Linked DNA regions of Homo sapiens: region 1 is linked to region 2. A link is a loop called in an ENCODE intact Hi-C map of the cell type or tissue named here. Cell type or tissue: gastrocnemius medialis. All regions are shown on one strand. Each heading gives the region's core, and the rest is flanking DNA. Links, peaks and the distances in the headings are about the cores only.

Region 1 (16,548 bases), core at 5,289-13,288, 350 kb after region 2:
GACCCTCCTTTCTGTCCGATAAGCGTTTCCTGGTAAGCAATGCCCTGTGCTGAGGGGTTGAGAGATAGAAGAGTGGACCCTGTCCATGAAGAGCTTACCAGCGTGTCAGGCCTTGCTTCTCAAGTATGGTCCCTGGACCAGCAGCATCAGCATCCCCTGGGAGCCTGTTAGAAATGTAAGTCCCCAGACTTACCAAATTAGAATCTGCATTTTTATAAGATCTCCAAGTGCTTTGAATGCACACACAAGGTCTAGAAGCACTGTTCAAAGATGAACTCAAATGCTGGAGGAAAGAAAGGGGAACTGAAAGAAGGTATACTGAAAATTTAGAGGTCAGAGCAGCTAATTCTGACTTGAGGATCAAGGGAAAATTCCTAGAGTAGTTGGGATTTGGGGGTGCATTTTGAAGGTTGATTTTCGTGAGGGATGGAGCACTGTGTTCTTGGCTAAAGGAGGAGCATAAGCCAGAAGTGGGATTTGACGTGGCAGTGGCAGGAGGCATCCTGAGGCTGCAAGCCATAGCGCTGAGCAGCATGTCTGGAAGGGAAGTTAGGGACACATGACAGATGGCCTTCAATGCTACTCCCAGGTATGTGGGTCCATTGTTTAAATAAAGGTGCACCACTGAGAGGTGACTTTCGCTGTCAGTTATGTGAAGGACGAATGGGGAGAGGAGAGCCTGGGACAAAGGAAGCCATTGGGAAGCTGTTGTAGCAGTTCTGGCGTAAGGTGTGAAGGGAGCACGGCACCAGGGCATTCAGAATGGAAAGCAGAGATGGAACCCTGCATGGCACTGGTTAACACAGTAGCATGCTGCAGAAGAGGCCAGTCACAGCCACTGCTCCCTGTACTGAACGAAATCCTCACAGGTACAGCACTGACAAGTTACAAGGGCTTTTCACATGCAGTACCTTGAAACTGTGGGGCTTTGAATGTTAAGGGGAGTATGAAACCATGAGCCTTTAAGCTAAGGGAATTTAAGGTTAACTAAGTTAAGCTAACATGGATAGCTACAAAGCAATATATCTAATCGTGTATATATATATAGAACTTTAATAATAACCAGTTAGTGATTATTAAAAAAGGTGCCAAGGGGTGTGTGTGTGTGTGTGTGTGTGTATGTATTTTAGTCTTGTGCCCAAGCCAACACTATTAAGTACCTTGGAGGACTTTCTTAAAATTTTGATCTTACAGACATCCCTTTAAAACCATGTCCTTTAATTTCAAGTGTTTGTGTATAGCTGTTTAAGTAGAATGCTTTAAGTTTAGTAATTAAGAAAAAGTGATAATCTGGCTGGACACGGTAACTCACACCTGTGATCTCAGCACTTTGGGAGGCCGAGGTCAGGAATTCAAGACCAGCATGCCCAACATGGTGAAATCACATTTCTACCAAAAATACAAAAAATTAGCCAGGTGTAGTCCCGGCTACTTGGGAGGCTGGGGCAGGAGAATCGCTTGAACCCAGGAGGCAGAGGTTGCAGTAAGCTGAGATTGCACCCCTGCACTCCAGCCTGGGTGACAGAGTGAGACTCTGTCGCAAAAAAAAAAAGAAAAGAAAAGAAAAGAAAAAGTGATAATCTGTCTGGAAACTGTATATCTAGTGCTTTAGGCTATGAAACATGCTGAGGGGACCCTCCCTCCATTGTCCACCCCTCTGTTGGCATTACCAAATTGCAGTCGAAGTATGGAAGAGACTATAAAGCAGGATCAGCAAACTAAGGCCCATGAGCTAAATCCAGCCCATTGCCTGTTTTTGTAAATAAACTGTATTGGAACACAGCCACACTCATCTTTTACCTATTGTCCATGGCCATCTTCACACTGCAGCAAGAATTGAGTACTTATGACAGAAACTGTGTGGCCACAAAGCCTAAAACATTTACTACCTGCCTTGATCCTACACAACTTGAATCTAGTTTGAAAAACGAAGTGTCTTTTTCTTATGGCAAGGATAAGTTTAGTTCAAAAGTTGCTAAATTTTCTCTTATCCATAAGCATCCTTTACAATTTCCTTACGTCATTTTTTCCAAAATGGAAATAAATTTATTGACTTTTTAAACATTCCAAATCCTTCTGTTTAATCTACTTCTTAATATTTGTTTAGTTATTCCTCCAAAGTAGGAATAAACAAACTACAGCCAGCCAGGTCCGGTGGCTCACGCCTGTAATCCCAGCACTTTGGGAGGCCAAGGTGGGCGAATCACCTGTGGTTGGGAGTTCGAGACCCGCTTGTCCAACATGGTGAAACCCCATCTCTACTAAAAATCCAAAAATTAGCCGGGTGTGGTGGCTAATTACAGGCACATGCCTGTAATCCCAACTACTTTTGGGAGGCTGTGGGAGGAGAATCACTTGAGCCTGGGAGGTGGAGGTTGCAGTGAGCAGAGATCACACCACTGCACTCCAGCCTGGGCGACAGAGCGATACTCGTCTCACAAACAAACAAACAAACAATATAACTACAGCCCAGGAGCCAAATCTGGCCATCCATCTGGTTTTTGTTTGTTTTGTTTTTCTTTTTTACAGCCCTTGAGCTAATAATGGTTTATACACTTTTTTAAATCATTACATTTTAAATGGTTACAAATGTAACCATGTAGTACCTGGATTTTCCCACTTGGCCCACAAAGTGTGCAATATATATTATCTAGCTCTTTAGGGAAAAAGCTTGCTGACCTCTGACTAAAGAACCTTAGTCATAATAATTAGAAGAACTGTCAGAATTATAGCAAAGTCTGAATTTTATAGTTTTTTTTTTGTTTGTTTGTTTTGTTTTTTTTTTTGAGACAGAGCCTCACTCTGTTGCCCAGGCTAGAGTGCAGTGGTGTGTGGTGTGATCTTGGCTCACTGCAACCTCCGCCTCCCAGGTTCAAGCAATTCTCTTGCCTCAACCTCCCGAGTAGCTGGGATTATAGGTACACGCCACCACCCCCAGCTAATTTTTGTATTTTTAGTAGAGATGTGGTTTTGCCATGTTGGCCAGGCTGGCTGGTCTTGAACTCCTGACCTCAAGTGATCTGCCTTCCTAAGCCTCCCAAAGTGCTGTGGTTACAGATGTGAGCCACCATGCCTGGCTAATTTTATAGTATTTTTAAAGAAATATACTTGTATTTCTTTGGGGTGCATGTGGTCCAAAAGTAGATATTGTCCACATGATTGACTCATGGATGGGCAGTGGTAACTCAAGTCAGTCCGTGTGTAGCAGTGCCATAGCCACAGATTGGTTCTGGCTGTTCAGAGTGAAATGTAGGACCCTCCTCACTGATTGCAAGAGAAGACTTTGCTTTTGCTCTTAAACATGTGGGCTGAGGAGAGGCCTGGGAATGCCAGACCCATTTTGCTTTAATCAGAACTCCAACCTGGTTACAGCTGGAACTGAGGGAAGGGCAGAGCTGAGAGAATCGCAGAAAGATGCCGCCAAAGGCCTGATTGCACCATGCCTAAAACCCACCCTACCTGTCCACATTCAGGTTATGTGAGTCAATAAATTGCATTTATTGTTTAAATCCATTGAAATTAGGTTTTTGTTATTTGTCGATCAAGATATCATAAAGAACAAAACAGTGCCAATCTGCCTGTACGAAGAATTTCACAGAGGAGCTTTAAGAAATAACTTCTGAAATTATTTTTGGTACATGAAAAATCATTGCAAAAAATTTAATTACAGTCTTTAATAATATGGAACAGGAAACTAGGAAGAACAATTTTGCTGGATGACTGAATCAAGATCCAAAAACATCTGATAGGCAGGAATGCTTTGCCAAATGCGGCACTGTGGAATTTAGGAAGAACAAGCAAAGGCCCAACCTGGATGGGAAAATCTGCCTTAGTGAACATGCAGGAAAAGATTAGAGACACCCACCACTGTGACGTGACCACCAAACCGCTAATGTCATTTTAGGCTGCAGCGTTACGTAGAACATCTCCTCTCTGTCCTCAAGCCATACTACCTTTGGCTGAGTGCTGGGTTCCAGACTTTAAAAGGGATCCAGACAAGCGAACACTCACTTTGAGTAACTGATTGTCCTGGAAGAGATTTGAAACCGCATCATGTGAGGAACAGTAGAAGGGACTGGAGGAGTTTGCTGATGACATCAGTGATGACCACAGCCATAATAGTAAACATGTATTAGTTACCATGTGCCTGGAACTGTGCCAAGCAATCGCACATCCTATCATTTAGTCCTCACAACAGTCTCACATTGGGGGATAGTGTTATTTACCACACCTTTCTACAGATGAGGAAACCAAAACTTACCCGAGGTCACACGGCTGTAAGTGGTCGGACCATGGGATTTAAACCATAGGAGATGACTTTATGTGGGGAATGCAACATCTTTAAATATGTGCAGGATTATCAAGGAGAAAAAGAATAAAGATTTGTTTCATGCAGTTCCAATTAGTAGAACGAAGACCAATGAGCAGAATTTACAGAGAAACAGATTTCTTTTGAGTACATAAGTCCATCTATTCTTCCTTTTCTCCTTAACGGAGTGATTTTCTTTTCTTGATGCCTCTCTTCCCCATTCAGTCTTACTGTGGGACTTCAGCTCTATGGCTGTGTGGAAACCCTGGTAGGCTTCCCCTGCTATCCTATTCCTCCATGGCTACATTCTGTTATTTCCTCTGCCTGAAATCCTGTCAACCCTTGACTTACGGAACCTCTTGAATGTGTTCCTTCTTCTCCAATTCCACTGTCACCCTCAGATTAGTCCTTGTTCCTTCTCTCCAAGTCTCCTAAATACTCTTGACATTGCACACCCCCAAATCGCATCACTTCCTTGTATAAGAACCCATGACAGTTCCTTATTGCCTGTCAAATCAGATTCATTTACTCAGCCCATAGTGTGGGTTGAGTAAACCCATGGAAACCTTCTATGACTGTCTTACTTGCCCTGGGCACTTATCCCCTGCCCTCAGTATCAGTCTGCTTATGCCTGTCTTTATTTTCACTCATGCTATTCCCCTTCTGAGAGTAGTGTTGTCATTTGCTGGTTTAACTTTTATTCTTTTATTATTATTATTTTTTGAGGCAGAGTCTTGCTCTTTCACCCAGGCTGGAGTGAAGTGTGCAATCTCGGCTCATTGCAACTTCTGCCCCCTGGGTTCAAGCGATTCTCCTGCCTCAGCCTCCTGAGTAGCTGGAATTACAGGCGCCCGCCACCATGCCTGGCTAATTTTTGTATTTTTAGTAGAGATGGAGTTTCACCATATTGGCCAGACTGGTCTCGAACTCCTGACCTCAGGCGATCCGCCTGCCTCGGCCTCCCAAAGTGCTGGGATTACAGGTGTGACCCACTGCGCCCTGCCTGTTATTATTTTTGAGACAGGGTCTCACTCTGTCACCCAAGCTGGAATGCAATGGCACAATCACAGCTCACTGCAGCCTCGACCTTCTGGGCTCAAGCGATCCTCCTGCCTCAGCCTCCAAAGTGGCCGGGACTACAGGTGTGTGCCACCATGCTAGATAGTTTTAAAATTTTTTTTAGAGGGAAAGTCTTGCCATATTGCCCAGGCTGGTCTTGAACTCCTTGAACTCCTAGGTGCAAGTGATCGTCTCACCTAGGCCTCCCAAAGTGGTGGCATTACAGTCGTGAGCCACCATGCCGGCCAACTTTTATTCTTTTAAGGCCCATTTTGTAGTCCACTTCTCCCACTCACTAATCACTTCCTTCTTAGCACCCTCTAGTTCTTACAATCTGTTGAATTTCACATTCTAGTACTTTATTAACAACTCTATTGGACTTTTCCATTAAAAAACAGTGGTTCCGGGCCGGGCGCGGTGGCTCACGCCTGTAATCCCAGCACTTTGGGAGGCCGAGGCGGGCGGATCACGAGGTCAGGAGATCGAGACCATCCCGGCTAAAACGGTGAAACCCCGTCTCTACTAAAAATACAAAAAAAATTAGCCGGGCGTAGTGGCGGGCGCCTGTAGTCCCAGCTACTTGGGAGGCTGAGGCAGGAGAATGGCGTGAACCCGGGAGGCGGAGCTTGCAGTGAGCCGAGATCCCGCCACTGCACTCCAGCCTGGGTGACAGAGCGAGACTCCGTCTCAAAAAAAAAAAAAAAAAAAAAAAAAAAAAAAAAAAAAAAACAGTGGTTTCTTAGTTCCTCAGAGTAGATTTTAAACTTCATCAGGGCAATGCCATGCACATTCTTTAGCTCAATAAGATTTGACTCTGGACTGCTTAGACAAGTGATTACTGACTCATAAGGAAAGAGAAAATTAATCTGTTTATTAAGTTCTTCCAGTGTCAGTCAGTGTACTAAGCAGAGTCATTGCATTCAATTTAAGATGAGGAAACCAGGCTCAGCGCAGTGGCTCACACCTGTAATCCTAGCAATTTGGGAGGCCGAGATGGGAGGATTGCTTGAGGCCAGGAATTTTAGACCAGCCTGGTCAACATAGCAAGCTCCCCATCTCTATTTAAAAAAAAAAATTAATGATGAGGAAACCAAAGCTAAGTAGTTCACCCAAGATCACAATGCTGATAAAAGTTAGACCCAGGACCCAAACTCAGGCAGCTTGGCTTCAGAACCTACATATACCCACCACAACGTAAGGATCACGTAGAACAGCACTTAATACCAGTCCTGTGCTCTTTTTTTATTTCTAACATTATTGTTACTTTTTTAAAATTATATTTTAAGTTCTGGGATGCATGTGCAGAAAGTGCAGTTTCATAGGTATACATGTGCCATGGTGGTTTGCTGCACCCATCAGCCCATCGTCTACATTAGGTATTTCTCCTAATGCTATCCCTCCCCTAGCCCCCCACCCCCCGACAGGCCCCAGTGTGTGATGTGCCCCTCTCTGTGTTCATGTGTTCTCATTGTTCAACTCCCACTTATGAGTGAGAACATGCAGTGTTTGGTTTTCTGTTCTTGTGTTTGCTGAGAATGATGGTTTCCAGCTTCATCCATGTCACTGCAAAGTACACGAACTCATCCTTTTTTATGGCCGCATACTATTCCATGGTGTATATGTGCCACATTTTCTTTATTCAGCCTATCATTGATGGACATTTGGGTTGGTTCCAAGTTTTTGCTATTGTGAACAGTGCTGCAATATGCATACGTGTGCATGTGTCATTATAGTAGAATGATTTATAATCCTTTGGGTATATACCCAGTAATGGGATCGCTGGGTCAAATGGTATTTCTGGTTCTAGATCCTTGAGGAATTGCCACACTGTCTTCCACAATGGTTGAACTAATTTACACTCCCACCAACAGTGTAAAAGCATTCCTATTTCTCCACATCCTCTCCAGCATTTACTGTTTCCTGACTTTTTAATGATTGCCATTCTACCTGGAGTGAGATGATATCTCATTGTGGTTTTGATTTGCATTTCTCTAATGACCAGTGATGATGAGCTTTTTAAAATATATTTGTTGGCCGCATAAATGTCTTCTTTTGAGAAGTGTCTGTTCATATCCTTCATCCACTTTTTGATGGAATTTTTTTTTCTTGTAAATTTGTTTAGTTCTTTGTAGATTCTGGATATTAGCCCTTTGTCAGATGGATAGACTGCAAACATTTTCTCCTATTCTGTAGGTTGCTTGTTCACTCTGATGATAGTTTCTTTTGCTGTGCAGAAGCTCTTTAGTTTAATTAGATCCCATTTGTCAATTTTGGCTTTTGTTGCCATTGCTTTTGTTGTTTTAGTCATGAAGTCTTTGCCCATGCCTATGTCCTGAATGGTATTGCCTAGGTTTTCTTCTAGGGTTTTTATGGTTTTAGGTCTTATGTTTAAGTCTTTAATCCATCTTGAGTTAATTAGTTCTGTGCTCTGCTTGAGAACTGGGAGACCCAGCACTGCTAAGCATTTGCATATAAGAAGGACACTTCATTTTTTCCCCTAGAAGTGGGGATACATGCGTGTGGTATTTATGTAGGCAACCTCATCACTGACCATGACTTGAGGGAGAGTGGACCAGTGACTTTGGAAGCCCATTAGTTGAAAAGTATCTTGCTTGATTTTAATAGTTGTGTAGGGCAGGTGTATGTATTGAAAGCAAGGCCTTGTCCCTAGTCTCAAACCTTCTTGTTATTTCTAGGAGTGATAAATATGAGAACTTCCTTGGCTCCACACCCTGACAAACTTGGTATTTTACCTTTTTGCAAGGTTGATTCTTTTATTTCTGCCTTCTTTGAGAGGTCCCTGTCCCCGTAGCCATTTTCGATTGGCTAGTGACATTTGCTATCGTATTTTTATTATGTACAAATAAAGCAGTTATTTCTGAATATTAATTAGACAATTTTTGGAAAATTGACTTCATCTTTTTCCTATTTTATGATTAAAGGAAGTGTTAAGTGTTTAAAAAAAAAATGGGGTGGCTGGTGGGCGCCATGGCTCACACCTGTTATCCCAGCATTTTGGGAGGCCGAGGCAGGCGGATCACCTGAGGTTGGGAGTTTGAGACCAGCCTGACCAACATGGAGAAACCCCATCTCTACTAAAAATACAAAATTAGCCAGGCATGGTGGCACACGCCTGTAATCCCAGCTACTCGGGAGGCTGAGGCAGGAGAATCCCTTGGACCTGGGAGGCGGAAGTTGGGGTGAGCCGAGATCACGCCATTGCACTCCAGCCTGGGCAACAAGAGTGAAACTCCATCTCAAAAAAAAAAAAAAAAAAGGTGGGGGGAACATGTTAATGAAGTAAAAAATGGTATTTGGAGAAGCTAATCTTCAGGGCGGTAGGAAAGGCCAAGGGCTAAGCTGCAACATGGCATAGTCACTGGGGGGCTCACTACACAGGAAGGAGAAGCCACGGGCACATACAGATGTTCACAGGGACTATCACATGTATAAGCCTTCTTTGTGAGTTTTTTGGAGCAACTATTATATTTGATGGACAAAAAGAAATTTTGATATAAAACTTGCACTCTTCTTTTCCTGGTGTTTTTTTACCTTGGAATTTTGTGCACATATTTAAAAGTAAGTACTTCTAAGTGTCAGCTCTGGCTAAAGAGAAGCTGTATCCTTCAGAGATGTTCTCTACATTAAATAAAACTTTTTAAAAACCTGAGCATGTAATCCTGCTGTTGGCCAGCCACTGCTCTTTTATTTGGAATACAAAATATTTATCATCTGGGGACTGTCCAAATTTATTTTCAGTTTTTTAATGTTTAAAATATTTCTAAAAATAAATATTGTCAGAGAATATTAATTTAATTTTAAAAATGGAATCAGGGCACATTTTTATGTAGTGGAAAGAGAAGCAAATTTGTAAATTATGAGACCTAAGTTCCAAATCTGTCTTTACTGTGTGACCTTGGGCACATCTGGCCAGCTGGGACAGTTTCTTTATCTGCAGGGATCGGGGAAGGGAGGAAGAGAGAAAAAGAGACAGAGGTCTTTCCCAGCTCCCAAAGGCTAAGCTTTTGTAATCCAAGCATCCCAGAGTTCTTTCTTATTGTAACAGTGACCCCTTGTGGTATATATCCTTAACCAATTTTGTTTTGATTTGCAAAGTAAACTGGATTTTTTGTTCTTTCTAGTAACTGTATTTCATGTTGTTAGGCAAATATGACTTGTTTTAAAAAGATAAATCTTACCGGGAAATCAAAGGTAAATTAAAGCAGCATATAGAGGCCAGGGGTGGTGGCCCATGCCTGTAATCCCAGCACTTTGGGAGGCTGAGGCGGGCAGATCGCCTGAGGTCAGGAGTTTGAGAACAGCCTGGCCAACATGGCGAAACCCCCGTCTCTACTAAAAATACAAAAATTATCCGGGCATGGTGGCATGTGCCTGTAATCCCAGCTACTGGGGAGGCTCAGGCAGGTTGCAGTGAGCTGAGATCGCACCACTGCACTCTAGCCTGAGCAACAGGGCAAGACTTCGTCTCAAAAACACAAAAACAAAAACAAAAAAAACCCACATATAGAGCACCAAACCCCATCTTTTAAACAATTCTCGATGGTTTCTTCAGAAACTGTATATCGGCTGGACACAGTGGCTCACTCCTATAATACTAGCATTTTGGGAGGCTGAGGCAGGAGGATCACTTGAGACCAGGAATCACCAGCCTGGACAACATAGTGAGACCCTGTCTCTACAAAATATTTTTTAAAAATAACCAGGCATAGTGGCATGTGCCTGTAGTTCTGGCTACTCGGGAGCCTGGGGTGGGAGGCTCACTTGTGCCAAGGAGTTTGAGGCTGCAGTGAGCTATGATCACAGCACCACTGTTCTCTAGCCTGGATGACAGAGTGAGACCTATCTCAAAATAATAAATAAGAAACTGTATATAGCAGACTCTTGTCATTTACAAAATTAGAAGTGTTTTCATGTTTGCGCTGAGTGTTTTATGTATTCCTCCTAGGGACCAGGGGAAGAGACATGCGAGGGCCTCATCATGCCCCAGTAGCTCAGACCTGAGCAGGCTGCAAACCAAAGCAGGTGAGGGGTCCCCACACTCCTTCATCTACAGCATCTCCACTTGAAGGAAAGATGTTTGCACTGAAGATATCTATGTTGGCCACTGGAAACTTAAGGAAGTTTGTCCAATTTGGTCACAAATCAACATTTATTTTTATACATTTTTATTATATTCATACAATGTTACCATCTTACCACTACCCAACTCTGATGCCTCAAACATCTATAGATGACAGTCTTTTTTTTTTTTTTTTTTTTTTTTGAGATGGAGTCTTGCTCTGTCGCCCAGGCTGGAGTGCAGTGGTGCAATCTCGGCTCACTGCAAGCTCCACCTCCCAGGTTCATGCCATTCTCCTGCCTCAGCCTCCTGAGTAGCTGGGACTACAGGCGCCCGCCACCACGCCTGGCTAATTTTTTGTATTTTTAGTAGAGACGAGCTTTCATTGTTTTAGCCAGGATGGTCTCAATCTCCTGACCTCGTGATCCGCCTGCCTCAGCCTTCCAAAGTGCTGGGATTACAGGGGTGAGCCACCACGCCCGGCCTAGATGACAGTCTTAATGGTTTTATAGAAATCATTTTGTAAAAGCATTTGGAAAGTTGCAAAACTTGACATTAACATAGTTCTTGGGTTCAAAGCTTGAGTTCAAGGCATTGCTTGGCTGGGCATGGTGGCTCACGCCTGTAATCCCAGCACTTTGGGAGACTGAGGCAGGCGGATCACTTGAGGTCAGGAGTTCAAGACCAGCCTGGCCAACATCATGAAACCCCATCTCTACCAAAAAAAAATAATAATAATACAAAAATTAGCTACGCATGGTGGGAGGGAGTGGGGCACCTGTAATCCCAACTACTTGGGAGGCTGAGGCAGCAGAATCACTTGAACCCAGGAGATGGAGTTTGCAGTGAGTCTAGACCACGCCGCTGCACTCCAGCCTGGGCGACAGAGCGAGACTCATCTCAAAAAAAAAAAAAAAAAAAGATAATTGCTCACTTAAATGAAACTATATTAACTTTATTAAGACCGTCCTTTGGGCCTTTAAAGTGTTTGAGAAAATATATAACAATATAAACCACAGTCTAGAAATGATACAAAATGTATTCATGCAATAGAATATAGTTGTCACAAAAGTGAACTCATGGGCTTTTGTAATATTGTAATATTGAGTAAATTCAGTACAAACATAATATGAGATGAAACAAGTTGCAAAAGCAAAGACATATATTGTTTATGGATACACAGCCATGTGGTAAGCATGCGAAGTCAAGTGTAGTCATAGTAACCAGTGGATTTAGGATGGTGGTAACCCCTAGAGGGAGAGGAGGAGGGGAATGGATGCAGGGAGCCACATATCTGTAATGTTTCATTTCTTTAAAATAAGGGAAAGGATAAAAATATGGCAAAATGTTAATATCTGACCAAACTAGTGTGGGGTACACTGATGTCTGTTATATTCTTCATATATTTTTGTACCCATGAGATTTTACAATACTAAATAGTAGATTTTAAAAATTCTTATCTTCAAAATTTAGTTTTTTATCAATAAAATGACTTCTGTGTCATTGGGAATTTCTTTACTCAGGAAAATCTTAGATATACTAATTTCTGAGCCAGCATAGTTGCTAAGGATTTTACATTTACGTGCTAAAAACATCAGCCAATCCAAACATTGTGTCAGGTTTTTGTGTCCAGAACTCAAAGCTGTGGTTAACAACTATAACCACTGAGACAGCAAAATCTTCAAAAACATGCTGAAATTTTTGCTTGACTTACCCAATTTCCTGTTGAATCATAATGTTTATATTTAGCAAACTGTGAACCTAGATGAAAGTGCTTTCTAAAATATTAGATTGTTGCCCAAGATTGAAACAACCTTATTATTATTTGTGTGTTTGTGTGTATCTTAAAAAGCAATTATATGATTCCATGCTTCATTTTCTAGAGTAACTCAGGGATTGTGTATAAAATGGAGGCAGGAGGAGGCCCAGCGTGAATGAAGAGGTGGAAAGGCTGTAGCCAGACACAACTGTGCCCTTTGAAATTCCTGGGAGAGGGTTGGAAGGAAACCCTCATACCAGTGACTGAGTAACTTTGGTTCTGAGAAGAAGCAAATCTCAGAAACATTCAGAAGGGCCCGTAAGGGTTAAATAAATTGTTCTGTGATTTCTGATTCACCCCTATAATTCAGCTCTTTCTGGGGTGAATAAGTTATCCATTTTATTTGTCCTGAAAAACAGGTTGATAGTCATGGTTTCTCATAGAAGTTCTCTATTAAGCAGCATATTGCATAGGAGGTAAAAAATGCAGACTTGAACTTATTGGACTCAAAGTCTGGTTTCTAGTAAATTTAAGTGTGTTATAAATATGTATCAATTAAATAACTCGCCTGACTTATTTTCTGGCTTTCACTTACCTTGATAATGTTGATTTTATTTTATTTTTTATATACTTTGGACTTTGAATAGGTTAGTTATCCACAAATATGAGCAAGTATGTTTTTTGTATTACTTGAATATTCATGTTTACTTTTAGAATCCATATCCATAAATTATCAAAGTTAAGGCAGATTCATAAAAACAATGACCCAAAAGATTGAGATGGTAGTCTACAAACTATCTGTAGTTCCAGAATCCCTGAGCCTGATGGGAAGTCAGTTAGAGTCTTGGTTTTGTGAATATTCATATATTTTGCTACAGGGTGCTGCCGCAGAAGACCCTACAGGGGTGGTACGTAATATGCAATGTGTATACCATATTGACTTTCTAAAATCCATATGTTCCTGCATCCCACACCACATCTGATTCCAAAGGTTTTGGATAAGGGATTGTGAATCTGTACTGATGTGGACTAATTTGTCCTAAAGACAATTCAATTTAGTATCTGATGGTGAAGTCTTGCATTGGGTTAGATAGATTATCTGAAACCTTGCTATTAAGGCTATTTACTGCACTGCAAATGTTTAATAATAGCTTTGTTGACAACCTCTATTTACTTTTGCTGCTTAGGTGATCTTGGATGCCCTGTGTGGCTCAGCTGCTCTTGGCAGTGGGAAGGGTTGATAAAAGGCAAGCCTGGACTTGCTGCAACTGGGAGTGGCCATTTCTAGCATGTAGTATAATGGGAAGGCCTGTGTGTTGGGTGGGATAGGTAGATTGCACAGCGTCCCTGCTTCTCCTGGGTGACATCAGCACCATTTGATGGTTTGAGGATTCATGTCAGAATTCAAATACATCTCTGAATTCAAATGAATTCTTAAATATATGCCATTATGTGTTATCTATGGATTTCTCTGCTATTTTCACAGATAATCATCAAGGGACTTTATTGGATTTCTTGATGCAGAGAATTTTATTTTAATCCATATTAATATTAAAAAATATTAATATGGATATTTACTAAGGTATTACACACATTCAATATGTGTTGTATATATTTTTCTCTTCAAGAATAATAAGAATGCATTAGAGGCATTGGAAAATACAGAAGAGCGCATAAAAGAAATTAATAATCCTAATCCCAATATTTAGAGATAACCATTGTTACCCCATTTTACAGAAGAGAGGTAAAGCAATTTGCCCATAGTCAACGAGCTAGTAGGTGGCAGAGCTAGGATTCAAACCCAGATGGTGACTCCAAACCTGTGCTATTGATAGGCCCCCTGCTCAACTTGTCCTTTGTGCAAAGTAACCTGAAAATACATGGGCCATATACCCGTTTGCTCCTCTGTCTGTCTCTGTCTCTCTGTCTTTCTCTGTCTCTTCTCTCTCTCTCTCTTCCAACCTCTCACCTTCCGATCCTTCCTGATTTCTAACTCTTTGTGTGACATTTTTAGGGTCCAGGCATCTTCTGTGTGGACACTTAATTGGTACCAGGTCCACCCTGCCCCGAGAGGGCATGGACTCCCTGACTTGATGTAGACCAAGTGCCGGATAAAGGACTTAAGGGGTGGTCTTCAGAGAAGAGAGACTGAGGAATACATCTCAGGACTATTCAGTAATGCCTCAGCACAGCAAAGCCACCTCTAGCTACAGTCAGTGTTTTAGATCTTGAGATACTGCCTGTGTGAAATATAATCATAATTTGCAGTTTCTAATATGAGTTACATTTCCCCCCAGTGTTACCCTTTAGTCGGCTAGTTTGCTGCAAGTCAGCATAGCTTTGAGGTCAAATGCAGAGGCTGGGGAGTTATATGACCCCAGGCAGATAACTTAATACACCTGGGCTCCACTTTCTTCACTTGCAAAATGGAGACAGTTTGGGAACCTCCTCATAGTGTTACTGCAAAAATGAAATGGAGGCCTCCTGCATCTAGAGTACACAGTCAATGGTTGCTATTCCCTACAACCCATATTCACAGGCAGCATCTACTCTTGATGGCTTGGTAGTATCACACAGGCATGAGATACTGCAGGGGTGATAACATGTTTGTATACTTGTTTAATCAGGGAAATGAAATTAATTATATACTGTATATTGCTAAAGGCTTGGCACTGAGCTCAGAGCTTTACCTATACCATGTCTTTTAATTCTTATACCCTTGAAGGCAAATATTCTGTTTTGCTGATGAGGAAACAGAGACTCAGGAAGGATAAGAAACTGGACCCCATCACTCACCATGTCCATAGTGGAGTTGGGATTTGAATTGAGATTTGTCAGCCCCGAAGGCCCAGGCTTTTCTGCTACACCACACAAAATCACTTGGCATTAATGCTACTGGCCCCATGTTAGTGTAGACATTTTATTTCTATAGAAAATGTCCATTTTAGGTCTCCCTTTTAGAAAATTTTTCATTACACATTTTTAAAATCCTTATTCTTTATATATCTATAGTTACCTATTCTACATTACAGAGGGATAAGTTTAAGTAAAAATGTACTCAAAACTGTTTGCCTTACTGACAGTCATCAGTATTTACAAAGCTTACTACTTTATGAAGTGACCAGATCACATTTTAAAGTTCTGATTTTTTACATTATCCAGTCTGAGTTTAATTTGGGGTAATTTGATTAGAAGACCTGTAGTTCTAATGAGAAATAGTCAGGCTTGGAGAGCAAAGGGTAATTTAATTCTCTAGTTTATTAATTGTAGTGATGAATAGTAAAGGCTTTTGACCATGCTTCATGACAACTCCTTTTTCATAGCTTTTTCTCCTGCTCTGGATTTCTTTTGCAGTCCCAAAAGCTGACCTGCAAGAAGAGGACGCAGAAATAGAAGTAGACGAAGTCTTTTGGAATACAAGGATTGTACCGATTTTGCGTGAATTAGAAAAGGGTAAAACACAAACAAACAAACAAAAAACCGTTTTTGTTTTTTTTTTAAAAAATACCTGTAGTTATTTATGTGTTCCCCATTGCCCTGATATTTTTAGTAAGTTTTCACTATCATTTCTGTGAACATGTTCAAAAACAAATGAAGTCATCTATTTATTTACCCTGTGTGTGTTAAATATTACATGCACACATAATTTTTAGTAAGATTATGCTTTAAATGCACCAAGAGAGCCAATTTCTAAAACTTCCCTTTGTAATATAAATTAATTAGCATTTCCTCTGTCCAAGGAAATGCTGGTTTAACCTCTCTCAGGTGGCTCTTCATACTCAAGAAAGTAAAAGATTAAAACAGATTTCAGGCTTGGAAGCTGAGTCTCATAAACTGGCGTCCTTGACAGGTGTGCCCGTGGTTTCCTTGGTCCAACTGGTATCTGTCCTACTCTCTTGAAGGGAGCACATCCGTCAGGAATGCCACCCACAGCATGGGAAATGGCCTGGGATGTGTCCCACCCTTGCGCTCTGAACTGCCCCAGAAGTGAAGGCCCACCATCGATGGGTCCCTGCAAGGGTAGGGAAAGCGTGTCATGGGATGGCCCTCCACTTTCTCCCTCTTTGCAGCTAGCTCCTCAAGGATTCTCTTTCTGAAGTTAACCAGGCTCCTCTGGAGCAGTGGTCATAGCCCTAGGGAGAGCCCAGGGCCTGGCACACAGTGCACAGTAAGCCTTTGCTAGGAGTTGTTGATGAGCAAACCAGCTTGGTAGCCACAGGAAGATGCTCTAAGAGAAGCAGGGTAAATGAACCCTCCCCAGCAACCAAACAGAGATGTGCTGCAAAAGACCTGATTACTGAAAGGTTCAAATGACCTCACCCCTCCTCTGCTCCCCATTGG
Region 2 (16,548 bases), core at 5,269-13,268:
TGCTTATGCTTTTGTGGTACTGACATAATTAGATTTAACAGCACAAAAATAATGCTCAAGCCATGACAAAGCAACTTTAAGTCTGGGGCAAAATAGACAGCTGATGTATGGATGAGCTAAACTCCCACCTTACCATCACCACTTTGTAGCCCATAGTTACATGTGGGGAATAAGGAAGAGAAGGGGCCAGGTGCAGTGGCTCATGCCTGTAATCCCAGCACTTGGGGAGGCCAAGGCGGGTGGATCACCTGAGCTCAAGAGTCCAGCCTGGGCTTCACGGTCAAACCCTGTCTCTACAAAAAATACAAAAATTAGCCGGGTGTGCTGGTGCACGCCTGTAATCCCAGCTACTCTGGAGGCTGAGGCAGGAGAATTGCTTGAGCCTGGGAGGTGGAAGTTGCAGTGAGCTGAGATGGCACCACTGCACTCCAGCCTGGGTGACAGAGCGAGACTCTTTATCAATGAAAGAAAGGGAGAGAGAGAGAGAGAGAGAGAGAGAGAGAGAGAGAGAGAGGAAGGAAGGGGAAGGGGAAGGGAGAAAGAAAAAGGGAGAGAGAGAGAGAGAGAGAGGAAGGAAGGGGAAGGGGAAGGGAGAAAGAGAAAAAGAAAGAAAAAGGAAAGGAAGGAAGGAAAAGAAAGAGGGAGGAAGGAAGGAAAAGAAAGGATGGAAGGAAAGAAAGAAGAAAGAAAAGAAAAGGAAAGAAAAGAAAAAAGATGAAGAAAGAAAAAAGAGAGAGAGAGAAAGAAAGAGGAAGGAAGAGAGGATTTGCTGTGGTGGTTGGGAGGGGACTCCTTCATGGAGATGGAGAAGGAGCAGGCAGAATATTGGCACTCAGAGCTCTTGTCATAGCATAAGTTAGAGGGCCCCACGGCAACCTGATGACAGCTAAAGGCAGGTCCCTCTTCTTGCTGTGACCCAGGGCACCGTCCTTATTCAGACTGAACTGAATCTGCAGCCTGTGTGTGCTCTCTAGACCCACCTTGACACTTGGTTTGGGGAAGGCTTTCTCCTCCAAGGCTCTGGTTTGTCCCCAGTTTGTGCCACTGAGTTTCAGTCCCCTTCAACTGTGCCTGAAGGCTAGAATTTATGCCCCAGGGGGCAGGGGCCAGGGAGGGTGTCCTCAGCCTGTTCTTTACTTGACAGCCTGCATCTGCCCCTATTTACATCCTCTGCAGTGCTGAACCTGCTTTCTGTGTTCATTCATTCTTTCCAAGCTCCACATGTGGCAGAAGGGTCTGGACTGGGATCAAGAGAGGCCGGCTAGGTTCTCAGCTCCATGATAGGCAAACCCCAGTTAGTATGGAGCTCGGCTTCCTCACTCACCCAGCTTCATTTGGATTCAGACCCGGGTTAAATACCTGCTGTGTGACCTGGTGTGTTAGCCAAAGTTGCTCAACCTTCATCTCCCCATTCGTAAAATGGGGGAAAGAATACCAACCTTGCAGGGTGCTGTGGGCATCAGAGATCATTACTCACAGTGCCCAGCACTGCGCAGACATTCATTAGCCAGCAATTGTTATCTACGATTGTCCTCAAACCCCCTTCCTATTCTGAGAGAGATGCTGGGTCACAGGCTCCCATTCTTCAGGCTGGCATTTCAGTTCCATCTGGAAGATGAGTAGAGGCAGCCCTGAGGAACCTGCTAGGGGCTCAGAGGCACAGATGATGGCCAGATGTCACTCCTCCACTCCTATTCTTGGACCCTGGCCTGGGGTAGCTTGGCCTTCACCTTCCGGCTTCTCTGCGCAGCACTCACGGCCCTTCATGTTTGCACGTGTGCCCTCTGCTCCCTCTGCCTACATGAAGCAGAATGGAGGGTGGACTTTAGGTCTTCCTCCCAGTGCAAACCTTCTCCTGTGAGACAGACTGCAAAGGGCCGAGGATAATCTGTGCTTGGTGACGTGAACTCATTCTCTAAGCTGAGGCCCTAACCTTTTGTTGTCATGGGCTCCACCAAGAAGCTGAGGATGAATGCTCAGAAATCTCCACTGTAACCAAGTTCTGCACAAAAATCTGCTGAGGTTTTGCATAGATTCTCCAGGGGCTCATGACCACAAGTTCAGACACCTGAGCTCTGGTCCCTCCTCGTGTGTGTGCGGCAGCCTCTCCCAGGGTCTTGGTGCTCGCCTGCTCTCTGGAAGATTAACAAAGTCAGGGTGTTGGTTTTTCCAAGGGCTGAGTTGCTGCGGTTGGAAGTACTGAGGGTGACCTGTACGACCCTCCTCTCAGGTAGGGAGGACTGGGGGTCCTCGGCCACCCAAGAGGCTCCTGAAGAGGGCACCCTGAGGTGCCGGCATGTTCTGGACATCATCATTCATTGGGAGAATCTGACCAAATATGTCATTATATTACATATGAGAACATTATAATCAGCACATTCTCAGCAAAAATGTTCACTTCTTTAACACTATTTTCTTCACACTATTGAGCTCTCATGCAAGTAGAGTTCGCCATTGATACTGTTTGCTGGATGATAATTAAGGATGACTTCCTACATTGTTCCCCAAACCTAGTGAACCATCAGAACCACCTGGGAAGCTAATACAGACTATTCAGCCCCATGCCAAACTTATTGAACTTGGATCTTCTTTGGAGAGGCCCAAAAAACTGTACTTTTAAAATAAGTGTCATCAGTGAACCTAATGATTAACTAAGATTAGGAAACAAGGACTTAATATTGAGTAACATTTAACCTTCCTAAAGAAGGCTTTTTTTTTTTTTTTTTTTTTTTTGGAGACAGGGTCTCACTGTGTCACCCAAGCTGGAGTACAGTGGCATGATCATGACTCGTTGCAAGCTCAAGCCCAACCTCCTGGGCTCAAGTGATCCTCCCACCTCAGCCTCTCAAGCAGCTGGGACTACAGATACACATCACCATGCCTGGCTAATTTTTTTTTTTTTTTTTTTTGAGATGGAGTTTTGCTCTTGTTGCCCAAGCTGGAGTGCAATGGTGCCATCTCGGCTCACTGCAACCTCTACCTCCCAGGTCCAAGCCATTCTCTTGTCTCAGCCTCCCAATTAGCTCGGATTACATGCATGTGCCACCACACCCAGCTAATTTTTTTGTATTTAGTAGAGACAGGGTTTCACCATGTTAGTCAGGCTGGTCGTGAACTCCTGACTTCAGGTGATCCACCCGCCTTAGCCTCCCAAAGTGCTGGGATTACAGGGAGGCAGGGCTGGCTACTTTTTTTTTTTTTTTTTTTTTGATTTTGTAGAGACAGGGTCTCCCTATGTTGCCCAGGCTGGTCTCAAACTCCTGGGCTCAAGTGATCCTCCAGCCTTGGCCTCCCAAAGTGCTGGGATGACAGGCATGAGCCACCGAGTCTGGCCTAATAAAATTGTTTGAGAAATCAAATAATTGATGTTATATACCCAAAGTATTTTAAATATATTTATTAGTTTGATCACTGTTCTCTGACAATTTAAGGCAGCTTTGAGAGATACATGAAGCACAGTAAGTTTTTGTTTGTTTGTTTTGTTTTTTTTAACTGAAGCTAGAGAAATGAGGCAAAGTAGATTGAAACAGGCATTAAACTAAAACTGCGTGGTAACCTCACACATCAAATTTCACTGGAGCAATCCAACTCTTTTATATTTCTGTCTCACTCTCCCTCTCTCTTTTTCCATTAAGTGGTTTTGAGGTCATCTCAAGTGAGGCCATTTCATCAAACTAGACTTTATAACAAAGTACTTTAAGAGGACCAGGGTGAAGCCACTCACTCCATTTTTATGGTCAGTGATCACAGCATCCCTGACCCTTACAGTCTAGTGTGGAGGTGGTGGGTGGAGTGGGGGAGACAGATAGTAAACAAATCACCATAAAAATAAATGAGACAACAACAGGGTGTGTTTAGGACTGAGACAAAAATGAAGACGGGTGCTGTGCTGGGAAGTGTCCAGGGTGCCCTGGGATCAGAAGGTCAGAGAAGGCCTCTGAGGAGACAGCTTTTGTGTGGAGCCCTGCAGGGCATGGGGCCCAGCTGGGTGACCCTCGGGGCAGAGCATTCTAGTCAGAGGGAAGCTGGCACAAGGGCCCAAAGGCAGGGCTGTGTTTGGGGTATGGGAGGAACAGGAAGAACATCTGTGAGTTGGCAACTAATGGCTTTTTTCCCCAGCTGGGTAAAAAGTGTTATTAAAAACCCAATGTATCTGGAATATTGTAGCGGGTGCTACTGCCACATCCCAGGCCACCACCTGTGGATTTTTGTTTGTCCTTGAGAGCGATCTGGTGAGGCCTTCACCCTTCCTCCTCCCTCTGTACTTTCCCCTGATGGGTGTCCCTCTTTGATGGCATCTCCAAAACTTCACCTTATCACCTTTTCTTGGTCCTTTTCCTCTTGCTGCCATAATACAAAAGCCTGTACCACTGAGCAGAATGCCACCTCCTCCAGGAAGCCTTTCTCAGTCCTAGTCAGCATGAACCAGCAGTAAGCGTCTTTGACTCCAGTCTCCCACAGCACTCTGTGAGTATTTCTCCAGCAGCTCTTGCTTCTCTCTACCCTGGACTGTATGGCATGTCTTGCAAACACTTCCCTCATCCCAGTACCTCAGGCAGCCTCAGGAATGGGATCTGGGCTTTATTCTTCACTGTGTCCCACCTATGCTGGGTCCGAATGGGTATCTGCAAATTATAGAGCTTATTGGCTGTTCACAGGCAGTTCGTGAAGCCAGTGTCATGGAGCAGCTGAGCTTTGCTCACCCTGGGTTAGGCGCTTGGGAGGGATAAGAAGGATAAGGCACAGCTGTTGCTCTTAAGAAGCTTAGAAATCTCTGGTGGTGGGGGCAGGCAGGCAGGCAAGGCCAGCACACTGACAGTACCAGTGTGGGGCAGTGGTCGCCAAACTGAGGCAGGAGGGGCACACCACAGAGCACTTGACGACCACGGGTACCCAGCGGGAAGAAAGCACAAGAAATTCTATTTTGTTGTATTAGTGATCTGAAAAATTAGAAATAAAAATTGTTTTACTCATTTTTGCCATCTGGATGGTCCTTAGCACCTCTCTGTGTCCATTGTGAGCCAGCCATGGTCTAACACCTTTCATCCCCAAGGAGACGTGGCATTCGTAATGCTGAGGCCTTGAGGATGGCATTGTCACTTGTGCACTCACCCACAGTGAGTCACCTCACACTACAGTTTACGTGCTACAGGATGTTATGGACATAAGTAATTTTATAAAGACAAGACTTTAAGAAATTTTTTTAAACTTTTTTCTTTCCCATTAACTTTTACAGAAGGCACAAGATCTTTATAGCAGAATCTTTACAGTATTTTGTAAATGAAATGGTGGGGGTAGGGGTGGCCATGACAATCTTTTGTACCACATAAAGGGTTTTGGATTGCTCATGGCAGTGTATAAATGAATTGTTGGACTTAAAGATGAATTATGCACTTTCTTTGAAAAACAATTTTTAAAATCCTTGATTGTCCTAAATTTGCCGACCTTTCCTATAGGAAGTGGTTCACTAGTATGCTACTACAAGTATTTTAAAAATTAGTACTTTCAAGGTATGGGTGATGTTATTTATTTATTTATTTATTTTTGAGACAGAGTTGTGCTCTTTTTGCTCAGGCTGGAGTGCAATGGCATGATCTTGGCTCACAGCAACCTCCGCCTTCCAGGTTCAAGTGATTCTCCTGCCTCAGCCTCCTGAGTAGCTGGGATTACAGGCATGCACCACAACGCCCAGCTAATTTTGTATTTTTAGTAGAGGTGGAGTTTCTTCATGTTGGTCAGGCTGGTCTTGAACTCCTGACTTCAAGTGATCTGCCTGCCTCGGCCTCCCAAAGTGCTGGGATTACAGGCATGAGCCACCACACCTGGCCGGGTGATGTTTTTTAACAAGAGTGAGAAAGAAGAGCCCTTATAACATCAGTGACTGCTGCTAGAAAGAGAACATCTGAGCATCTCTGGAAATGTTGCATCATGATGTGATTTGTAGCCAAAAATTATATTAGGTATTATTTATTTTAAAACTCCCACATCTGCACACAAAAGGATAATAAAAAAAAGACTGAACATCTGTACACACATAAATTTCACAACTTAAATGAAATGGATTTATTCCTTGAAAAGCACAAACCACTGAAACTCACCAAATATGAAACAGATAATTTGAATAGCCCTATAACTATTAGGGAAATTAAATCACTAACTAAAAACCTTCCAAAAAAAGAAGTCTCCAATCCCAGGTGATCTCACTAGAGAATCCTATCAAATGTTCAAAAAAGAAGTAACACCAAGTTCTACTCAATGTCTTTCAGAAAATCTCAGTCTCTTCCAGAGGTAACACTTCTCAATTCATTTTATGAAGCTAGAATTACTATGATACACAAACCAAAGACAGTATGAAAAAATAAAGCCAAAGATCAATATCCCTCATTAGTGTAGATACAAAAATCCTCAGCAAAATATTAGCAAATATAATTTAGCAATATATAAAAATAATTATACACCATCATCAAGAACAGTGTATTTCAGGATGCAGGGCTGGTCCAATCTAAGACCCAGATGAAGGCAAGGATGTCTATTCTCTTAACTGTTATTCAGTATAGTAGAGTTGAGGTCCTAGCTTGTGCAATAAGGCAAGAAAACACAAACAGATCAGAAAGAAAGAACAAAAATAAAAAACCTATCCCTATTTGCAAGTGCTATTATTGTCTATGTAGGAAATTGAAAAAAGTCTACAAAAAGTTTCTAAAACTAATAAATTCAGCAAAGTCATAGGATACAAGATAGACATACAAAAGTTAAGTGTCTTTCTATATATTGACAATGAATACATGGATACTCAACTTAAAAATATGATACCATTTACAATTGCCAAAAATAGAAAAAGAAAAAGTACTTTGGTCCAAATCTAACAAAACATGTACATGATTCGTATGCTGAAAACTATAAAATACTAATCATAAAAGATCTAAATGAATGGAAAGACATACTTATATTTATAGATTAGAAGACTTGGCTGGGCATCTGTAATCCTGTAATCTCAGTACTATGGGGAGCTGAGGCAGGAGGATCACTTGAGCCCAGGAGTTCAAGACCAGCCTGCACAACATACAGAGACCTCCATTTCTACAAAAAAAAATATATTTTTTAAATTAGCTGGGCATGGTGGCATGTGCCTGTATTCCCAGCTGCTCTGGAGGCTGAGGTAGGAGGATTCCTCGAGCCTGGGAGGTCAAGGCTGCAGTGAGCTGTTATTGTGCCACTGCACTCCAGCCTGGGCAACAGAACAAGTCCTTGCCTCAAAAAATAAAATAAAATAATTTAAAAAATAGAATAGAAGACTCAATATAGCAGAGATGACAATTCCAAAATTGATATATAAAATTAATGCAATTCCTATCAAAATCCCAGCAAGATTGTTTATATATCTGGACAAGATTATTATAAAATTTACATAGTTGGGAGGCCAAGGTGGGAGGATCATTTGAAGCCAGGAGTTTGAGACTAGCTTGGACAACTTAGTAAGACCCCCATCTCTACAAAATTTTTTTTTAAAATTAGTCTACCATATTGGCACATGCCTGCAGTCCCAGCTCCTCGGGAGGCTGAGGGAGGAGGATCACTTGAGCCTGGGTGTTTGAGGCTGCGCTGAGCTATAATCATGAAGCTGTACTTCAGCCTGAGTAACAGAGCAAGATGCCATCTTAAAAGAAAAATAAAAATTATATAGAAAAGCAAACAAAAAGCTAAAAAAGGTAAAACTATTGAAAAATAAAAATAAAGTGAGAGTAATCACTCTACCCAATTTTAAGACTTATAACTATAGTAATCAAGACTGTGTGGTTTTGGTGAAGGGATGGTCACAGAGATTAATGGAGCAGAATAGAGAACTGGAAAATAGACCTACACAGATATGTCCAACTGATTTTTAGAAAGTTGTAAAAGCAGTTCAATAGGAGAAGGATAGGCTTTTCAACAAGTGGTGCTGGGACAACTGGATAAACATAGCTATCAACAAAAAGTAAACAAATCTCTACCTGGAACTCATATCTCATACAGAATTTAACTTAAAAATCAATCACATACTTAAATGTAAAGTGTAATTGTTGAGGAAAAAATAGAAGAATATATTCAGGATCTATGACTAGGCAAAGAGTTCTTAGACTTGACATTTAAAACACAACCCATACAAGGAAAAACTGATTAATTGGACTTTATCAAAATGAAAAAGTGCCCTGTGAAAGACTGCTGTGTGTTGAAACAGTACCTTGCTTTTCACGATAATAAAATACCGTCTAAAATGAATGTTGATAAACTACTCTAGAGCAGTGGATCTTTTAAGTGCCCACTTTGCAGACCAACCCTTAGCGCAGTGTCCAACAGCCAGTATAGGCACTCCACAAAATGTCAATGCAACTGAATGGCTTGTCTCCACCACACGCTGACGGTTCTCTGTAGCTGAATGGAGGGTGAGGGGACCTAAGGAAGAACATACAATGAAAGCCACAGGTACATGCCTTTTACATTTTCTCTCCTCCTTTTCCTCCTCTTTCTCCTCCCTCTCCCTCCTTCTCTCTTTTCCCTTTCCTCTCTCCCCTCTCCCTTTATCTTCACCTTTCTCCCTTTCCTCCTTCCCTCATCAAACCTCAGAAGATCACGGAGCATGGGAGTTTGAAGTAAGGAGTACAGGAAATGAAGATTGAAATTTGCATGTATGCTCAGCTCACAGCCACCAGATGGCGGGAGGAGATCAGGAAATTCAGGCAAAGCCCTTCTGCTCCAACTTAAAGAAACCACAACCAGCCAGCACCTGGCCAGCTTGCTTTTCTGGGTAAGTGACTATGTACAGAAATACTTTTTGTTTTCCATAACTCTCTGTAAAGCAATACCAGGTGCTGGCCAAAGCAAGTAGATGCTGTGTAATTTGATAGTGAATGTACCCATAGGAAGGGACAGTGTGTTTCTGCTTCTCCTTCCCTCTGCCTTTTCTTTCTGCATCTGCAAAATAGGGGTTCTGGTTGTGACCTGCCTCACTGTGATAAGTCCGCTGAGAGATAAAATGAGCAAAGTGCCCTGTGTGCCACAGATGACAGATGTTTTTCTAGGAAGAATGGCATCAGTGCACCATGTGTGTCTGACCACCACCACCCACAAGGAACACATGAAGTGCCCTGGTACTGTGGTAGCTGTGAACCTTGGGGTGATCTCTAAACATGCTTCCAATCCTGATGTCATTCTTTAGCTAAGTAAGACAATGACACCCACTGAGTTACACTCACCAGAAAAAGTTGCCCCATGACAGGTACCAGAGTCAACGGAGAAAGATATTTTCTTGGTAAGAATGGTTCTGGGAGGGACAGATTTGGAGCCAGGAGCTGTAGGTGAGATTTCAGCCTTGCTCTAACCAAGTCTGACCCTCCAGCCTCGCTCTCCCACCTGCAAATGAGAGTGATGCCTGTCCCTTAGCAGAGATGATGTGGAAGCACTCATTCTGACCTGAATAGACTTGGTATATATACCATGTGTGGAAGTTAGAGATGTTTCCTCCTCATTCTTCGTGTTGAATTTCACCCTTTTCTGAGGATATCTGAGTCTCTGCACTAAGGAGAGGTGGAGTCCACAGGCTGAGAGGTGCCTCACCATACTAGAAGCATGCCGAGTAGGCACTGTCTCAGGCCAGCTGGTTGACCAGTTTTGGCTTCTTTCTCCTTCTAGTGGGTAACTTCATCCTGTTTTACAAATATCATGGTTATTTCTTGGCATATTAAGCCGTGAGATGAGCCATGTAACTGGAGTCAATGTATGTTTTCATTTTAATCAGAAAATTCTTGAGACTTCACCAAAGGTCTTTCTGTTCCCATACTGTCCCTCCAAATATCTTACACATGGCAGATAGGAGGTAAGATTAAAAACAAACGGTAGGAGATGCTACAGTTACTATGATGAAAGCCCTTGGAGCAGGCGGCAGAGTGCTCAGGCCTCGAATGGGAGTCAAGGGATCTGGTTCTCCAGGTGCAGTCAGGGACAGCCTCAGACTGGCCCTTGGGAAAACCAGAAAACCAGAAAACCTGACCTGAAAACACGCCCTTCTTCAACAGCAATGTTTTCTGGAATGAGCACTTGGAGAAAGTTTGGTGGTTCAAAGGAAAGGAACCTAAGGAACAGAATGAAAGTGAAGGCATGTCATTGGTCAAAACAACTTTGCAACAAGGGAGGCACTGGCGGAGGCACCTTCTAGAAGTACACTGGAAGCCTGAAGAAGGCTACAGTCCAATGCACAGCCCAGCTGCTGGCTTGCAGCACAACTTGCTGCCTCCCGCCATGTGGCTGAATGCACACAGGGGTGCCCTGACACTGGCCATTTTGCAAAGATCCAGGGGACAATGGCAGCTGGTAGCAGCAGGAGTGGGGAGCCCACAGCAAAGGGATTAATGATGATCCACAGGGACCCCTGTGGAGAGATGTCAAACAGCATCTGCAGATGATTCTAGCAAGTACAGCAGTAGCCAGGGGTATTAGCAGTATTAGGATAACATGTGGCTCAGGTTGCAAAGTGGACCAATCCACCCTGGTTAACTGTAGGGTTCACTCAGGCAAAACAATGGTGCAAATACCACTGAGGCCTCCATTGACAAGACCCAGTTTCACCTCCCAAGATTGTTGTGAAACTTCATCCCTTCAGGAGAAAGATGCTCCAACCTTGGGTCTCATCCCTGAGGTGAATCCCTTTTCAGCAACTATTCAATTTTTTTAAGCTATGCAAGATTAGAATAGGGTGATGGTGGTGGTTATAAAACTCAGAATAAATATTAAGCTTTATTATATAGCTCATCTCTTTTTTAAAAGGGATATTTTTCTCCAATGTGAATCTTTCCTGTGACAACAGTTATAGGTCAAGGAAGGCAGAACTACAAAGATATTAAGTCCATTCTCTATTAGGGTAGAATTCCCTTGCTGATGCAAAAGTGCTGGCATTTTTTTCCTTAGCCTCATCCCCAAAGAAAAGGAAGCCAGTGATATGGGCATGGACTAATCGGCAGTCAGGAAAAAAAAAGAGCCATTGATAGTTTTGCCCAACTTTTCTGCACAAGATAGCCCTTTTTAATGTCAGACGGTTTCAAGGCATCTCCCATGATTGCTTTTACCCACTGATTGAGAAAAATTCATAATGATAAATATTTATAAGGCATATAAATACCATTCAAAAATAGTAGCACATGGTTGTGTGAGGTATGGTTTCTCAATCTCAGGCAATGTTTGGAGGCCACTGGCAGAGCTGTTGTAACAGCTCCAGGAAACCCAGAAGGGAAAAAGGCCAAGACACATCCCTTCCCCGAAGAACTCCACCATCTGGTTTTTAAAGAATGGGCCTACATAGGGCTTAGCTCCACAGCCTTGACATTAGCACGGCATGCATGGGGCAGACAGGGACCTGGCACTTGACAGAATGCCTTCTCCGCAGGGTTCCTCTGGAAGTGTTCACTGCTAAATAACTGAGGACTACTGAGGAGACAGGAGGGGAAGAAAGGGGAGGTGGGGGATTACCATAATAAAACTGCAGCCTGATAGGCCAGCAGCTGCTGCAATGAGCCCCCCACCCCCTACCCTAGGGGAGCCAGACTGGACAAAAGCAAGATGATGGACCCATTCTCTTACCTTAGGACCTCAACTCCTGACATTAGCATAGCCTGGTATAGAGCTGAGGACAAGTTCACCCCCTGCACTCCCACGCCACATCAGGGTAAAGGCCAGAACACTTGTGGTCAGATGCTGTCTCAGGACCCCAGAACCTCAAACAGGAGAGGAGCAGGTGGCTGTGAGTGGTTCCGTGGCTGAGGTCTTCCTTCAGAACCTCTCCAAGGCCCAGCCGGCTAGAGAGATGCAAGCCTTGTGAGATAGGAACTTAGCCTGAAGCCATCGATTGGGCTATATTACAGGGTCATTCCAGCACTTTGAAAAACAGATTTCACTTCTCTACCTAGAAATTAGTCCTCTTATCTTGGATACCTTAGAGGGAAATGGTAAAGAAAAAAATTAATCAGTGACCTGATCCTCCAAGCCCAGCCAGTGATCAGATTTTGGTTGGGGATGGGGGCAGTCTGTTTCCCACCCCCTGCCATCCAGGAGGAGCTCTATAGTCCAAGGCTTCTTTTTGGGAGGGCAAGGGGTTGCCATGTGAGTGCAAGCAGGTACCCTGGCTAAGCACAGAAGAACACAAGAAAGATTTTATATTTTATGTTCAAGTGAGGGGTAAAGTGGTAACTATGGGAAGGAAAGCTAATTGGGGCAGATTATAATAAATCACAGATCACCAGGAAGTTTGAACCCACAGCTGGATGCAGGTAAAGAAAATGAGGTCTTCCTAAAGAACATCTCTGAAACCCTCTAACAAAAACTAACAAGAACCGGTTGCCTTATGGCAATGCCAATTCAGCAGAAATGAGGATCTCCCAGAGCAGTAGATTTTCTATGATTAGAAGTCAAATGAGTCCAATAAATTAATTATAATATTTTTCTCTCCTCTTTTGCACTCAGGAGCACTTGGCATCCTTTATCAGGGCCATGATTACATTAGGTACCTGCAAAAAGCTTTGATAAAAATAATCTGATTTTCTATAGCTCTGATGATTTGCTGATTTGGTAAAAGGTCAGAACCTGCTACCAATGGCACCCTCTGTGGTCAGGAACTGTGGCTTAACTACCAACTGTTTCTTGTGCCCAGTGATATCATAGATATGGGAAGAGTTCAAGGATTAAACCTTCCTTCCTCCCTCCCTCTCTTCCTTCGTTCTACATTTATTGAGTGCCTGCTATGTGCTGAATATACAAAGACCAGTTAGACACAATGCCTGGCCTCAATGAGCTTCCAGTCTAGTGAGAAAACAGCCCTTGCTAAAAAATCAGCTAAGTTCAAAGGTTAGAAATAGCTAAACCATGAAGAAATAATGAACATTCACAAACATGTAAACAAGGGAAAACACAACAGCTTTGTGGAATTTTACCTGTCAGTGATACAGGCCAGAAGTTTTGCTTGTAAATTGGTGCACACAGAGGGTGTTGGGTAAATGCTTGTTGAAGAAATTCATTAACATAGTCACAGAAGCTAGCCCTAGAAACTGCGTCTGAGATTCTCTAGTTCAGCACTTTCATTTATAAAAGAGGAAACTGAGACTCAGGGAGGTCAAATGTGTTGGGTGAGCCAAGGATGGAGCAGGGTAGAGCAGCCACATCTCCTGGTTCCTGTGCCCTTTCTCTCACATTGATTCCTGACCTGGGCAACCTGGGTCTTCAACATGTGCTTTTCTGAAAAGGGATCAGGAGACAGACTTTACCCTCTAGTAGCTCAGAGTAAGAGAGGAAAGATCCCACTGCAAAAGGACTTAACAGAACTAAATGAGGCTGAGGCTGTGAGAGAAGGAAGTGGGTTTCTCAGCATTCAACAAGACAGAATAAACAGTTAAAGGTGGCTGGGCGCGGTGGCTCATGCCTGTAATCCCAGCCCTTTGGGAGGCCGAGGCAAGCAGGTCACCTGAGGTCAGGAGTTTGAGACCAGCCTGGCCAACATGGCGAAACCCTGTCTCTACTAAAAATACAAAAAGTAGCCAGCGTCATGGCGCACGGATATAATTCCAGCTACTTGGGAGGCTGAGGCAGAAGAATCGCTTGAACCTGGGAGGTGGAGGGTGCAGTGAGCCAAGATCACGCCACTGCCCTCCAGCCTGGGCGACAGAGCGAGACTCCGTCTCAAAAAACAAACAAACAAAAAACAGTTAGAGGAGTATCTAAGAGAAATCATTTCTAACAGGAGAATTGTGGTTCAACTGGGCTAGTGCAGCATGACCCTCCAGCAGCATTTCCTTGGGTGGTAAACTTCGTTAGTTAAAGCAGAGTGTCTGTGAGGACAGAGCCAGGGCCTGGTCCCCAGTGAGGGGCTCATGTGGGCCAGAGGCAACATGCCTCCAACCCGGTCAGTTGTCTTCCAGGTGAGGATAAGGGGAAGCAGGGTGCAGGGATGGAGACTGTAGCAACATGGGGAGAGTGTGGTCTTTACAGTCAGCCAGGCCTGGGTTCAAGTCTCAGCTCTGCCAGCACCTCAGCTGGGAAATCTCAGGCCTGTGGCCAAACTTCAATCTCCTCATTTATATAATGGGGATAAAATTATCTCCTTTATAGGGATGATTTTATAATCCTTTATATTATGATTTTTATGATGATTAAATATATACATTTAGAAGCTTCTAGTTATAGGCACTACTTCTTAGTAGGTATGCAGTAAATCTTAGTTAAATCTGAATTGTTTAAATCCATCATCACTAAAAGAAGAAAACTTAAACAGTCCAACAATTCCAAGTGCTAGTGAGAATGTGGCCAAGTAGATACTCACACAGTGCTGTGGAGAGTATAAACCCTACAGCCACTGTGGAAAACAATCTGGCATTGAGTGATGTAGAAGATGCATAGGGCTATTACCCAGAAATTCTTCTATTAAGTATATACTAAACTCGGGTCAGGCGTGGTGGCTCACATTTGTAATCTCAGCACTTTGAGAGGCTGAGGCAGGAGGATCACTTGGAGCCAGGAGTTCGAGACCAGCCTGGGCAACATATCGAGTCTCCATCTCTACAAAATTAAAAATAAATAAATAAGTAAAAGCGTATATTAAACTCATGCACATGTGCCCAGGAATGTTTAGAACAACAATGTTTGCAATTGCTCTAAACTGGAAACAGCCCAATTAGCCATCAACATTAGAATAGATCAATAAAGTATTATAGATTATAGATAGATAACTATTCATATAATGAAATGTCATACAGCCATGAAAATGAATGAATACAGCAACACACAGCAACATAGATGAATCTCAGGAACATAATATTGAGAAGCAGCAGCAAGACACAAAAGAACACATGCAGTGTGATACAATTCATATGAAGATCAAAAACAGGAAAAAAATGAGATTACAGTGTTTAGGGATGCAAACACAGCAAGCTATAAAGAAAAGCAAAGAGATGATTACCACAAAAGTTAGGAAAATGATTACTTTTAGGGAGAGAGAAGAGGGGTTTGTTTAATTGGAAACAGGGAGTCTTGCTCTGTTGCCCAGGCTGGAGTGCAGTGGCACCATCATGGCTCACTGCAACCTTGAATTCTTGGGCTCAAGTGATCCTCCTAACCTGGCCTCTCAAAGTGCTGGGATTACAGGTGTGAGCCACCGCACCAAGTCGAGAGGATGGTTTTGATGGGGAAGGGCACTCCAGGGATTTATAGGGGAATAGTAATGTTCTATTTCCTGATCTAGGTGATAGTTACACTTGGTTGTTCTCTTTATAATAATTCATTAAACTGTACTGTTAACATAAATGTTTTTCAGTTTTCTATATGCATGTTATATTTCTTTTTTTCTTTTTTTTTTTTCTGAGATGGAGTCTTGCTCTGTCATCCAGGTTGGAGTGCGGTGGTGCAACCTCTGCTTACTGCAACCTCTGCCTCCCGGGTTCAAGAAATTCTTCCACCTCAGACTCCCGGGTAGCTGGGATTACAGGTGCCCATCACCATGCCTAGTTAATTTTTGTATTTTTAGTAGAGACAGGGGTTTCACCATGTTGGCCAGGTTGGTTTTGAACTCTTGGCCTCAAGTGATCCACTTACCTCGGCCTCCCAAAGTGCTGGGATTATAGGCATGAGCCACCGAGCCTGGCCTGTATGCATATTTCCTGATAAAAAGTGAAAAAAAAATGCGTATGCTGAAGAAGGAGACAGAAGCACCATCCTCATAGATGTGGGACAAGTAAAAAATACAGGTGTTTTATAAAATATTTCTTTGTTTCATTTTGGGTAAGTTGAAAGATGCAAGGTTAATAAACATTTTTTACATATGAGAGAATAAAGTAGCACTAGGTAGGATACTATTAAAGACTTCTAGACAGAATTTTCCAAGCCATCTAACATTCTCATCTTCTGAGTATTTCTTGAATGCAGAAATTAAGCAACACGACATATAAATTTTGACCTGGTCTCATTCCAATATTAATGTACAACAATTGTGAAAAAGTGGAGAGGGACTAACTGAAAACAGATATAGACAAACTAGTTTTTATGCTTTTGTGAAAGGAATGCAATTCTCATTGTTCACTTGGGGATCAATTAGTTTGACAAGAATAATTTTTTTATAATATCAAGTTTATAAGAGGGAAATGGGTCAAGATGGCTGCCTCTTTTGGACTGGGCCTCATGGAATTCTTCTGCCAGTAGTTTTCTTCAGATCTGATTATTTAGCAGGTAAAGAAACCTGATTTTGCTACTTTACCCAGAGTTTTCAGATCTGGGGGACTGCTGACAGTGGTTTTTGAGGCCACTGACATTTCCTATAGCCCCTACTCTGCTGCCCATCCACTGGAAAAAGGCGAGCCTGTGCAGGCCACAGCCTCTCTGGTTCCCAGGCTCCACATAGGTCACATGGACCCTACTGGTCATGGTTGTCATGACAACCTACTCCCTCTTCAATAACATATTAATATTTTCGTGGCACAAGTGAAAAGAAAGGGCCCAGCTCAAACCTCATCTTTTTACCGAATGGCAATATCCCCAGAA

The links. Peaks named below come from ENCODE experiments on the same cell type or tissue, not always from the same donor. Only the 100,000 strongest peaks of a DNase experiment are listed, where the experiment ranks them.
Region 1: it touches region 2 in a loop (13-fold over the local background); 101 of 110 quality-filtered maps call a loop at or near these places.

The regions. Positions count from the first base shown.
Region 1 is chr6:108,884,133-108,900,680 of GRCh38, forward strand. It overlaps ARMC2 (armadillo repeat containing 2), which reads left to right. Exons shown (of 18, transcript NM_032131.6): 6 at 10,335-10,411; 7 at 15,562-15,660. Among named protein-coding and RNA genes, the nearest start is that of ARMC2-AS1, 32 kb to the right of the region's middle. RefSeq lists an enhancer at 12,854-14,053. In gastrocnemius medialis, for the core only: CTCF peaks have their summits at 9,429 (motif pointing left) and 9,631; no DNase peak of the experiment used is centred there; H3K27ac peaks cover 1,754 bases.
Region 2 is chr6:108,533,492-108,550,039 of GRCh38, forward strand. No RefSeq gene overlaps it. Among named protein-coding and RNA genes, the nearest start is that of FOXO3, 19 kb to the right of the region's middle. In gastrocnemius medialis, for the core only: a CTCF peak has its summit at 8,704 (motif pointing right); a DNase peak (open chromatin) is centred at 8,740; H3K27ac peaks cover 3,862 bases.